Linked DNA regions of Homo sapiens: region 1 is linked to region 2. A link is a contact called in ENCODE Hi-C data. All regions are on one chromosome and are shown on one strand. Each heading gives the region's core, a stretch centred on a gene start or an enhancer-like site at or near the end of the contact. The rest is flanking DNA. Distances are from core to core; before and after follow the strand shown. Region 1 holds the start of FAM174A-DT (FAM174A divergent transcript). Region 2 holds the start of SLF1 (SMC5/6 complex localization factor 1).

Region 1 (6,090 bases), core at 2,866-5,365, 5.9 Mb after region 2:
TTTTTTGATACTTCTCTCTTTTCTTCTTTATTAGTCTAGTCAGCAGTCTATTTTATTACTTTCTTCAGAAAACTAGTTCCTGGATTCATTGATTTGTTTAAGAGCATTTTGTGTCTCTATCTCCTTCAGTTCAGCTCTAATCTTGGTCATTTCTTGTCTTCTGCTAGCTTTAGGATTTGTTTGCTCCTGGCTCCTAGTACTTTTAGTTGAGATGTTAGGTTGTTAACTTGAGATCTTTCTAGCTTTCTGATGTGTTCATTTAGTGCTATGAAGTTCCCTCTTAACACTGCTTTAGCTGAGTCCCAGAGATTCTGGTATGTTGTCTCTTTGTTCTCTTTAGTTTCAAATAACTTCTTGATTGTAGCTTTAATTTCACTATTTCCCCAAGAGTCATTCAGGAGCAGTTTGTTTAATTTCCATGTAGTTGTGTGGTTTTGAGCGAATTTCTTAATCTTGAGTTCTAACTTGAATGCACTGTGGTCTGATAGACTGTTATGATTTAAGTTCCTTTGCATTTGCTGAGGAGTGTTTTACTTCTGATTATTTGATCAATTTTAGAGTAAGTGTCATGTGGCAATGAGAAGAATGTTATGCTCTGTTGTTTTGGGATGGAGAACTCTGTAGATATCTATCAGGTCCACTTGATTCAGAGCTGAGTTCAGGTCCTTAATATCTTTGTTAATTTTACGTCTTGATGATCTGTCTAATATTGTCAATGGGGTGTTAAATTCTCCCACTACTATTGTGTGGGATTCTAAGTCTCTATGTAGGTCTCTAAGAACTTGCTTTGTGAATCTAGCTCCTCCTGTATTGGGTGCTTATATATTTAGCATAGTTAGCTCTTCCTGTTAAACTCTTCACCATCATGTAATGCCCACCTTTGTCTTTTTTGATATACTCTTTTTTAGCACTGTGCTAAATTCTGAGTATTGAGTAGTGAATAAATGAGATTGACCCTTGCTTCATAGAACTTAGGTTCAAGTGGTAAAAATAATCACACTAATTTTGGAATCTTAAGTGTGTGTTATAAATGAAACATACAAGATCTATACTACAAATTTTGTAAACTGCTGTTTTAGGTAGAGTGGACAGGATAGTTTGTCTCTTAGCTGCTTTCAGGGAGCAGGGTAAGGCAGTTGCTTCTGGCTGGCAGAACTGCAAGGATTAGGCATCTTAATGTTGAGTTTCAGTGTAAAGAAGCCCATTTGTGGTACACCCTAGTGTCAGCTTCCAAATGGCATTTATCAGTAATAAAATGCCCTTTTGATTTCCCATCTTCCTTACTCAGAACTTCATTCCACATTATAAATGGAATAGAGTTAGTATTTAATGCCTCTCCCAAAAAATAGAATAGAGTTAGTATTTAATGCCTCCTCCCAAAAAAGTCCAACATTCAACTTGTCAAAAAAAAAAAAAGGAATGACAAAAAAGAAAATGTGCATTATCTTTCCTTCCTTCCAAAATCTGATTTTGTCATGTTCTTCATCTTGATTAATGGCATTATCATTCTCCCAGATGTGCAGGCATAAAACCTTGGTATCATTTGTTACCCCAAATTCCCATCTGCAGCAGTCCTTGGCAATAACTGGGACATGCAAAGAGCTAAATGATTCTGAAATCTTAGAATCAAACTATTGTTTCCAAATGATTAGGAAAGCTATGTTCTAATGTTTCTCAAAATGCAGCTCTCAATTACCCAAAACAGAATAAGAAAGGGAATTTGTTAAAATTGGAGATTCTAGATCACTATTTTAGAAATTCTGGACAGAATTTTTGGAAGTGGAGACATGGACTATATATGCATTTTTAACAAGCTCTCAGAGTGATTTTCATGTACACTGAAATTTAAGAATCTCTTTCCTTTCCCTTACTACCTGCATCCAGATATTGTCATATCCTGTCCATTTCCCTAACTTTTTTCCCATTAATCCAATCCTACAGGCCTCTATAGCCCTAGGACTATATACTAACCTGCTTGGTGCCCAGCACTTTCTACCTTCACTTAAAATGGCTATATTACTGCCAGGATAAACTTTTTAAGTACAGATCTCTCCTGATATAGCAACCAACTAACTAAACAACAACAACAAAAACAAAATCAGATTTTTCAGAGATACTCAATTCTCAACAAAAGTGATCTTAAGCAGGCAACATACCTGGAAGTTACTGTGCTCTTTTTAGAATACCATATTGTTTGTAAAACATCATTATATAATGACATCTTGAAATCTGTCATGGGAATGAACAAAAATTTTCCTAGGAGAAGATACTGTGTTTTGTTTGTGCAATAGAAAGTTACAATTTTGAGCACAAATATCTATGTGAAATACAATCTTTCAAACTAAGTAAAATTAGTTGTTTATGAATTTTTCTCTTAATTTTAATATACTTGTTCATTTACTTGTTATCAATTGGCTTGCAAACAAGTTGTACCAAGCACAGGATATAAAAAAAAAATACATAAATAAGGGGAAAAAATCTCAGAATGAGAAATTTGTATCAGGTTACTGCCACATTATTATATTCTCCTAATTAATACCATGATTTGATTCTAGCTTCTTAATCAACTATTGCTAGAATAATGTGGCATAATCAATAACCATAGAAATATCAGTGGCATACAGCAAATAAGCATTTATTTTTCACTTCTTTGGTCAAGCTGGGGTTGACTAACTTAAGCTAACCTTGGCTGCATTTGGTGCCAGGCTATAGGTTTAGTCATAGTTTACGCCAGATATCCCACAGTCTACTAGGATCAGAGGACTAGCTGGGTCATATTCTTTTCAAGGTTAGGGCCAGAACTTTCTGTGCAGAGAGGGCAGGCAAGTGAAAGGGGGAAAGGAATAATGAGAGAGGTAGGTGTGTGTATGCATGTGTGTGTGTTTCTGGCTCTCTCTCTGTATATATCTACCTGTATCTGTCTCTCTTTTAGCAATGAAAACAATAACTTACTCAAAAGACCCACGTATACCCTTGACAGGCATCTCATTGGTGAGAGGTACATCATGCGGCCACTTCTAGTTATCTGCACAAATTGAAGTTCCATATTACTGAAGTCAAACAGGCAAGGAAGACATTATTGAAGACTACTGCTGTTGGGAAAGGGGATAAAACTCTTCTAATCTCAACTCCTCTAAAAGAAAAAAAGGAGTGGAGAGTTATTAAGAGCTATTTTGGGAAGATCACCGGCCACCTGAGTTTGCTGATTGACTTTACCCAAAGGAAAAGTAAATTTTCTCCTCCATGACAGGAGGTGGTTTTACAACTTGAAGCGAGAAGCCTACAACAGTTAGGTTCCTTTCCTCTCACACAAAATAAGAGATGGCCCACTACCTTCCTTGCTGATTATATTTCAAAGGCATGATGGCTTTCCATACCCTTGAGATAGTTTTCAATTATATAACTGGCCAGAAGCTTTAAAAAATATTTACATCTGAAAAGGGAAGAGAAATAACTTACAATGGTAAAGTTTTCTAAAGTAATTTTTTTTAATATACTTTAAGTTCTAGGGTATATGTGCACAACGTGCAGGTTTGTTACATATGTATACATGTGCCATGTTGCTGTGCTGCACCCATTAACTCGTCATTTACATTAGGTATATCCCCTAATGCTATCCCTCCCCCCTACCCCACGACAGGCCCCGGTGTGTGATGTTCCCCATCCCGTGTCCAAGTGTTCTCATTGTTCAATTCCCACCTATGAGTGAGAACATGCAGTGTTTGGTTTTCTGTCCTTCTAATAGTTTGCTCAGAATGATGGTTTCCAGCTTCATCCATGTGCCTACAAAGGACATGAACTCATTACAAGCAAATGCTCTTTAGAAAGGGAGGTCAGGGACCCATAGGCAGGAAAAAAAGCCTGCTTAAAGCTTGTAATGAAGCTAAGGAAAACTAAGCCCTTCTGGCTTACAGATTAAATGTGTTATTGCAGTTTGACACCAATGAATTCAGATTATGAGTTTCCAATCTCTCAGGGTTCCTGCATGAGAGAGTTGCTGTACATTTTACACAATCTCTTTTTGTCTACTTACTTTCTTAATACGCATCCTTGACCGCTCCTCACTAACAGTGAAAAGAACAATGCTTCCAAAACGGTCACGTCCTCGCTTTTTACACAAGTGCGCGTGCGCACTGGGCGCTAGGCCTCTGACGTCACCAAGTGCATCCGCCCCTACAAGTTAGCAACCGAAGGCGTCCTTAGCAGCAGTGGCCGCTGAGATGTACGAACTTCCGGTTCTCCGGGCAGCTGCCACTGCTGTAGCTTCTGCCACCTGCCACGACCGGGCCTCTCCCTGGCGTTTGGTCACCTCTGCTTCATTCTCCACCGCGCCTATGGTCCCTCTTGGAGCCAGCGTGGCGGGCCTGGCGGCTCCCGGGTGGTGAGAGAGCGGTCCGGGAACGATGAAGGCCTCGCAGTGCTGCTGCTGTCTCAGCCACCTCTTGGCTTCCGTCCTCCTCCTGCTGTTGCTGCCTGAACTAAGCGGGCCCCTGGCAGTCCTGCTGCAGGCAGCCGAGGCCGCGCCAGGTCTTGGGCCTCCTGACCCTAGACCACGGACATTACCGCCGCTGCCACCGGGCCCTACCCCTGCCCAGCAGCCGGGCCGTGGTCTGGCTGAAGCTGCGGGGCCGCGGGGCTCCGAGGGAGGCAATGGCAGCAACCCTGTGGCCGGGCTTGAGACGGACGATCACGGAGGGAAGGCCGGGGAAGGCTCGGTGGGTGGCGGCCTTGCTGTGAGCCCCAACCCTGGCGACAAGCCCATGACCCAGCGGGCCCTGACCGTGTTGATGGTGGTGAGCGGCGCGGTGCTGGTGTACTTCGTGGTCAGGACGGTCAGGTGAGGCAAAGCCTCGGTGGGGCACCCCCGTGGGCCTGAGATACGCAGGCCGGTGATCTCCAGCAAGGCTGACTTCTGTGACCCTTTCCCCCTTCCCCAGCATCAGGGACTCCTGCTTAAGAATATGATATTGACTTTCTTAAAGGCCTGTTACCTTTGGAGCAATTTAAACCTATAACTAATTGCTGCCTTTTGTTTATAAATGAGTGCCCTACCTCCAAATCTCTTCATCTGACCTACAACCCACGTCAGCCTCAAAGGGCACCCTTTCTCTGAAGTGAGGATAATCTTTATTCCCTAGAATTTTGACTACTCTGTCTTGTAATACTTCTACCTTTCTAGTCTAAATTTTTGTATACCTAACTGGTCAAAATTTTGCCAATCAGAATGCAAACTCTTTAAAGACAGGATATCTATTTAGTAGGTTTGTGAGTCTTACAAATTATTTGTACAATGCTGCCACTTAATAGGAAATCAATATATATTTGAGTGGATTAATAGTAATATAGAGGTGCCTTATGGATATTTTATTTTTATAAAATTCAGGAGAAGAAAAGTTCTTCCTTACTATCAGTGTTTCCTAGTATTGCCCTTTAATCTGCCACCTAAGTGGCAGAGAATCACCTTCCTGAAGAGTTGACATACAGAGCCAAGACCTCACCATTAGGAGAAGCCAGCAAAGAGATAAGGTGAGGGAAAGCTGTCTAGCAGTTTATTTCATTATAAAATAAGTGTAGAGGGTAGGTTTGCAGCTTATGTTTGTTTATTGTTTTCAAAATTCACGTTTTTCCCATAAATACCCTCTGTATTGTAATTTAACATATTTCTTTAAACTGATTATTTAAAGCAAAAGTTTCCTTTTAAACAAGTCGTTATTATCATGAATGGAAAACCAACATCACTTGGCTAGTTAAAAAATAGTGTAAGCCAGTGGTTCTTGACATGTGGGCCAGGGAACCACACAGGTGGGAGTTTCACTTAGACCTCTTCAGGGCATCTACAGTATTAAAACTATTTTCAAAATAATACATTCTGTTACAGGCTTATAGGGTACAAGTAGTTCATTGATATTGTTTCAGATTCCACATTGCAACTAATCTTTAAGAAACTGCTTGTCAAGTTTTGGTGTAGTAGTATCATAAAGGAATAACCACTCATATATAAAAAGGCTATTAAAATGTTTCTTTCCATTCCAAGTTTATATCTGTGCGAAGATGGAATTACTTTGTATGCTTCAACCAAACAACACATTG
Region 2 (5,502 bases), core at 1,528-4,027:
GTTCACTGTGACCTATGTTTATTTATTAAAGGAAGTATAGAACATAGTAAAAAGAGCCAAAATTTAGAGGATCTGGATTCAAATCCTCTTGCCTTAGCCTCCCAAAGTATTGGGGTTACAGTCATGAGTCATGGTTCCTGACTTATTTATTGAGCTTCTATTACACGCCAGGCACAGTGCTAGATGCTGGGTTTGAGATGACGAACAAAACAGACATAATCCCAAACTTCATAAGCACTGAAATTTGATAGCAAAATATCCCTGAGATCTGCCTACGGGATCTGCCTACAAGTCAATGCAATGTAATCAAATACACATTAGTATTTCAGGCTAGCTATACCTATACAGTTGTAAAACAGGATATTCTTTAGAATTAACTTCTATGTCATTTCTAGTATTGGTCATTTCAACTAAATTTTTGTAAATTCTCTGAAAATTAGGCTATTTCTGTTTCTCTATATAGAATTGGGTATTGGGATGGGCAGGTTTAATAAAGCATATTCCTGAAACTATGTGATAATCCCCATCTGTTTGAGGGTTACGTGAGTGGAACAGCACAGTTTTGCTAATAATTCCTTATAAATCATTACAAAGTTGAATTTTATGAATTTGTGCTCATTTACTCATTCTTTCTCCCTACACACACACACACACATGCACACACAAATATACATGTATACAAATGTGTGTGTGAAAAGCTGTCTAAAGAGATAGTTAGCTGATACTCTGGACTCAGTCACCAATATGCTTGCTGATGGTCTCCAGATCTTCTGCATTTGCCCCAAGTGTTATGCTAATGTACAGTATAGGCATTTGTTTGAATTAGGATAATAAAACTGGCCAAGGATAAAGGCACTAAAGAAACTGCATTATTTAGATGTCAAAATTACCTTATGGTGATGAACACATCCCTTAAGTCCCTTTTATCCTCAAGTTTTGCTATCCACTTGATTTCTAAATGTGACATACTATCTATCCATTTTTACCTGGAGTGAAAATAATGATACTGTTATGTTTACTTATAAAGGTATAGAGCACAGTAAAAAGAGCCAAAATTTAGAGTCAGGTAGACTGGATTCAAATTTTAATTGTGCCATTTAATTGTATAATTTATGGAAAATCACAACCTCTTTGGGTCTCAGTATAAAATGTTTTGCAAAATAGAAATAATACAATTTTTGTGATTTTCTTTTTTTATTAAACATTAAATAAAATAATAAATGTAAAGTGCCTGGCAGACAGTATCTACTTGGGGTAAGTATTAATGATTGGCTACATTCAAGAGCAATTCAAAGAGAGAAATCACTGCCTCTAAAAACTAGTTGCTGTACAGATATAATACATAATATCCCTGAAGTAATTTATAATACTTTCAACTGGAGAAATAAAGAAAAAATACAAGATTCAACAAAATGTCAAGATTGGGATTAATGGGGCGATTATAAGTTTGTTGAATTATTAACCAACAAGGCCAGAAAATCAATGTGCTGTCCTAAATATGGTTTGTTGCATTACTCTCAAAAGGTTAAGAAGACACTGGCCTGGTGTTAACAGGGGCCTTGAATTGAACATATTGCATTTTTCTTTATCGGTATGCTCCGATAAAGAAAATGTTTTTATGGGTATGAGGAGCATACCCATAAAAAAAATGCAATAGTACCTACAACTCTTTCGGGAACTGACTGTTTTGAAAAAATAACAGTCAGCTGCCTTTTACGGGGGTTGGTGGGGAGGTAATTATCTAAATATAAGGTGGCAAGTGAAAACTAGTTACCTAAGAAATTGCATTACTTAAGAGAAGTCGCCAAGGTTCACTACATCACATCTTTCAAATCTTAAATGAGCACCTTTCCTCACATTATCCCTTTGTCGGAAGCAATTTCTCTTTACAACTATTCTGGCTACCTCAGACCTCCATCCAAAATTCTCCTGAATCCTTCATTATCGACAAAGCCTGGAGCAGAACGCAAGCATTCCTTTCTGAAAGCACACATACTTACTGATCACTGCTTTCCAAAAATGCATCTAATGCCCAAGCATGAAATTACAAGCTTGTTCTCTTATGTCTCAGCCATGAAAACAAAGACCGTTCTTCTCATCCAATTCAAATGGCGGGAGGAACCTTCAATTAATTCTAAATCAGGAAGGAACCTCCCCATCTCACTTCCTAAATGTTTGTAAAAGATGTCTTCTTCAGCCAACCTCCTGCCTTCCAGGCACGGCACCCCAGAACTACGGAAACAGTACTCAGGAATCAAGAGTGGCCAAACGCTGCCAATGGGAGATAGGAAACTCGTTGATCATTGGTAGAGAAACTCGGCACAACGCCGAGTCACGGTACACGGTGTCTTCGGCCTCGCCCAGGGACACTTGGTGACCCGAGGTCGAGTTCCAAGTCGGAGACAGATTTTGCGAGTGGATAAGACGGTAAGCCGGGATCCCAGGGCCTTCTCCAGCTGCACTGGGTGTCAAGCGCCACGGGGTTTGATGGGGACTCCTTCTGGTTCCACCCTCGCCCACTCACTTCTCGGGCTGGCCATAATGCTGCACAGAGCCCCGGCCAGCCATTAATATCAGGCGCAGGAGAAAACCCAGTAAAATCACTTACCAGTCTTCCACCTCCGGTGCTGATCTAGCAAGAGCCTGACCCGCTGGCCAGACTCAAGCTCTGCACCAGGTATTACCACCCTGGCGACGGCTCCGGAGCGTCACTGACAACCACCCGGAAATGGTACTATCGCTTCCGGGGCTGCCTAGCGCGCGGCGGGAAATTGTTTCCCAGAGCCCGGATTCGTGAAGCAGTTGAGTGCTGCAGCGGCAGTCGTCGCCCCTGCCGCCGCTGCCACCGAAGGAAGCATCCCAGACACCGGGAAGGTAAAGGGGCTCAGCTAGGAAGACACAGTGTATTCTGTCTCTGTGGGGATGTTTCTTCGCCGGGCGGTACCTCCGAAGTTTCTGCCTCCCGGCTGTGAGGCTAGGAAGGAAGCGGCTGGGGTGAGCGGCAGCGGTGTCTGGCTCTCGCGCTTTCTCCAGCTGCAGTTCGTTCCAGCTCTCCCGACTTCGCGCTCGGCGCCGGAGTTGGTGGGCTGCAGCTGCAGACCCCGCGACGCTTCGCCCGTGCCGCTGCGGGGACTGCCACCGAGCGCCCCTCTGCAGTACTGGGCTGAGCCACTTCCCCCGCTTCTGCTTGCGCAGCTCTGCCGCTCGGCCCGCCGCCTGGAAGGCGCTAGGCCCCCCGCGTCTCTCGTTTCCATAGAACCCATGGGGACGCCTCATCCTGATACCAGAATTTTGGCTGCTTTCCATAACTTAGCGTCTGCGAAGGTGGCTGGGATACCCCAGGCCCACTTTCCTGTGACGAAGAAAATTGTGTCATTCTTTCCTCTCTAGTAGAATTTTTTTTTTTTAAACTGCTAAAACGGCAGTGATCCTATCTCTGACTGCTATAGGCCTTTAAACACAAACATACACACATACACTTTTCGCTGAAGGGAGGGTCTGTGTTCCTGGGGTTTATATTTCAGCTGCCTGAAGGCTGGAAACAAGACTGAGTGGCTATTTTAAGATTTCTTCCACTTCCAAAGCCTCAGATTAAATATTGACAAAAAAAAAATTGGTCCGTCTCGGGTACTTCATATCATTATTTGACTCAGGAGTTAGATGGAGCTTGATTTTGGAGGCGCCAGCCTCTTTTTTGACGAATGACTTTATTAAAAAATTTTGTTGTTGTTGTTGAAATATTGGGAATGAACATTTGAACTGAATTTACAATGTATGTGTGACAGACAATGCACCTTGTGGACTTTTTGGTTTATGTTATTCCGTTGTGCCTCAATTCTTGGAAATACCTGTGGATGTGCAAGATGTTCTCATTATTGGAAAGTTTGATTACGTATATTGCAGGTGTTCAATACCTAAGTTGCTAGTATGAGGTGAATTTATATTAAAGAGTATATTTCTTTATTTTCTTTTCTTACCTTTCCTTCCTTCCTTTGCTTTCTTTCTTTCTTTGACAGAGCCTTGCTCTGTTGCCCAGGCTGGAGTGCAGTGCCTATCGGCTCACTGCAACCTCCGGCTCCCAGGTTCAAGCAATTCTCCTATCTCAGCCTCCCGAGTAGCTGGGATTACAGGTGCGCGACACCACGCCCGACTAATGTTTTGTATTTTTAATAGAGACAGGGTTTCACCATGCTGTCCAGGCTGGTCTCGAACTCCTGATCTCAAGTGTTCCGCTCGCCTCGGCCTCCCAAAGTGCTGGGATTACAGGCGTGAGCCACCGGGTAACTCTTGAGTATTCTTAATTTAAAGGAACTAGGATGTTCAAATACTTGAATGTTTAAGTCAATTTTATTGTAAAGACAGCGAACCTTCAGTACTGCAAATAAACCCCTATTCTGTTTTCTAAATCCAGATTTTATTATGCGTTATTAAGTAAAATTGAATTATATAACCTAACATTTTCTTGCTTCCCTAAAGCATAAAGCGTGGATCACGTGAAAGTCATTGAAAAGATGATCAAATGTGGTTACTTTTCATAATCAAAATTCAGAACTGAAGATTTCGTAATAAGCATCCACATTTTCCACTGATGTTCAAAAACATTGCGTTTTGGGAAACCAATAGTATAGCTTTTATTTATTAGTACTTTCCTTATTATATGTATCTTGATTATATTACCCTAAAGTAGGGTTTTCACCATTTAAATAAAACTTTTTTAGAAAGTAAAATAAAAAATTCTGTGTTGGCTTTGAATAATAAACCCTAAACAAAACGAATTCTCTCAAGAATGTAACTAAAATGAGACATCATCTGTTACTCTTGTAGTTGACTCTTTGAATATACTAATAGAAAATATATCTGTATAATGTACTATGTACTGTTTTTCACCTTATAAGGGCATGTTACTGCTTAAAAGTAAAATAACCCTGGAACTTTTAAGTTCACTTAATTCATACTTTCTATCAAAATTACTTTGAAATTTAAAATACACTGTCTGGTTATTTTTGAGGAGGAAGAAAGACTTTCTCATATGAATCACTCTAATGATTGATACCAAATCACTTTTGAGAGGAAAATAATGAAAACTTTGTTTCTCATTAGACAAAAAGAGCACTCTTTAGATTGTTTCTAGAAATGCTTTGAAATTTTAGGCACTGTTATTTTACTGAAAATAATTTATAATTATGTTTAAATTTTTTCAGTGATATTGCTGTTCTAAATGTCTTCCCACCCTTGTACTGTTCTTTCACTTAATGTATCTTTCTTTTGTGTTAGCTGAAAGTAGATTGCTTTATGAAATTATAATGTGGTTAAAAGTATTAGACTAAGTTCTGCAATTTAATTCACCTTGGTATTGTAGAAAAGGCATACAGTTTTTGCAGAAAGACTTATATGTGCATCTTGTTTTTACCATTTACTAGCTGTGTACCCTTGAAGTAGTTTCTTAATCACTCCGATTTCCCAGTATCCTCATCTGCACAAGAAAAATAAATAGCACTTATG

What was found. Hi-C counts contacts between places; a loop is a spot of excess contacts on that map. Pooled maps may share reads with other maps.
Region 1: a loop to region 2 is called in a map of CD8-positive, alpha-beta T cell, with 8 times the contacts of the local background. The contact joins the promoter of FAM174A-DT here to the promoter of SLF1 in region 2. A Hi-C loop is called at or near these places in 2 of 168 maps with a recorded cell type or tissue (CD8-positive, alpha-beta T cell and naive thymus-derived CD4-positive, alpha-beta T cell) and 8 of 50 pooled maps.

What each region holds. Positions count from the first base shown.
Region 1 is chr5:100,531,128-100,537,217 of GRCh38, forward strand. FAM174A-DT (FAM174A divergent transcript) reads right to left here and starts at 4,116. Exons shown (of 5, transcript NR_172939.1): 1 at 4,034-4,116; 2 at 2,953-3,025. FAM174A (family with sequence similarity 174 member A) reads left to right here and starts at 4,247. Exons shown (of 3, transcript NM_198507.3): 1 at 4,247-4,837. The coding sequence starts at 4,404. RefSeq lists an enhancer at 4,206-4,505.
Region 2 is chr5:94,615,892-94,621,393 of GRCh38, forward strand. It overlaps SLF1 (SMC5/6 complex localization factor 1), which reads left to right and starts at 2,778. Exons shown (of 21, transcript NM_032290.4): 1 at 2,778-2,874. KIAA0825 reads right to left here and starts at 2,713. Exons shown (of 21, transcript NM_001145678.3): 1 at 2,609-2,713. RefSeq lists enhancers at 1,727-2,591, 2,330-2,509, 2,820-2,999, 3,390-3,499.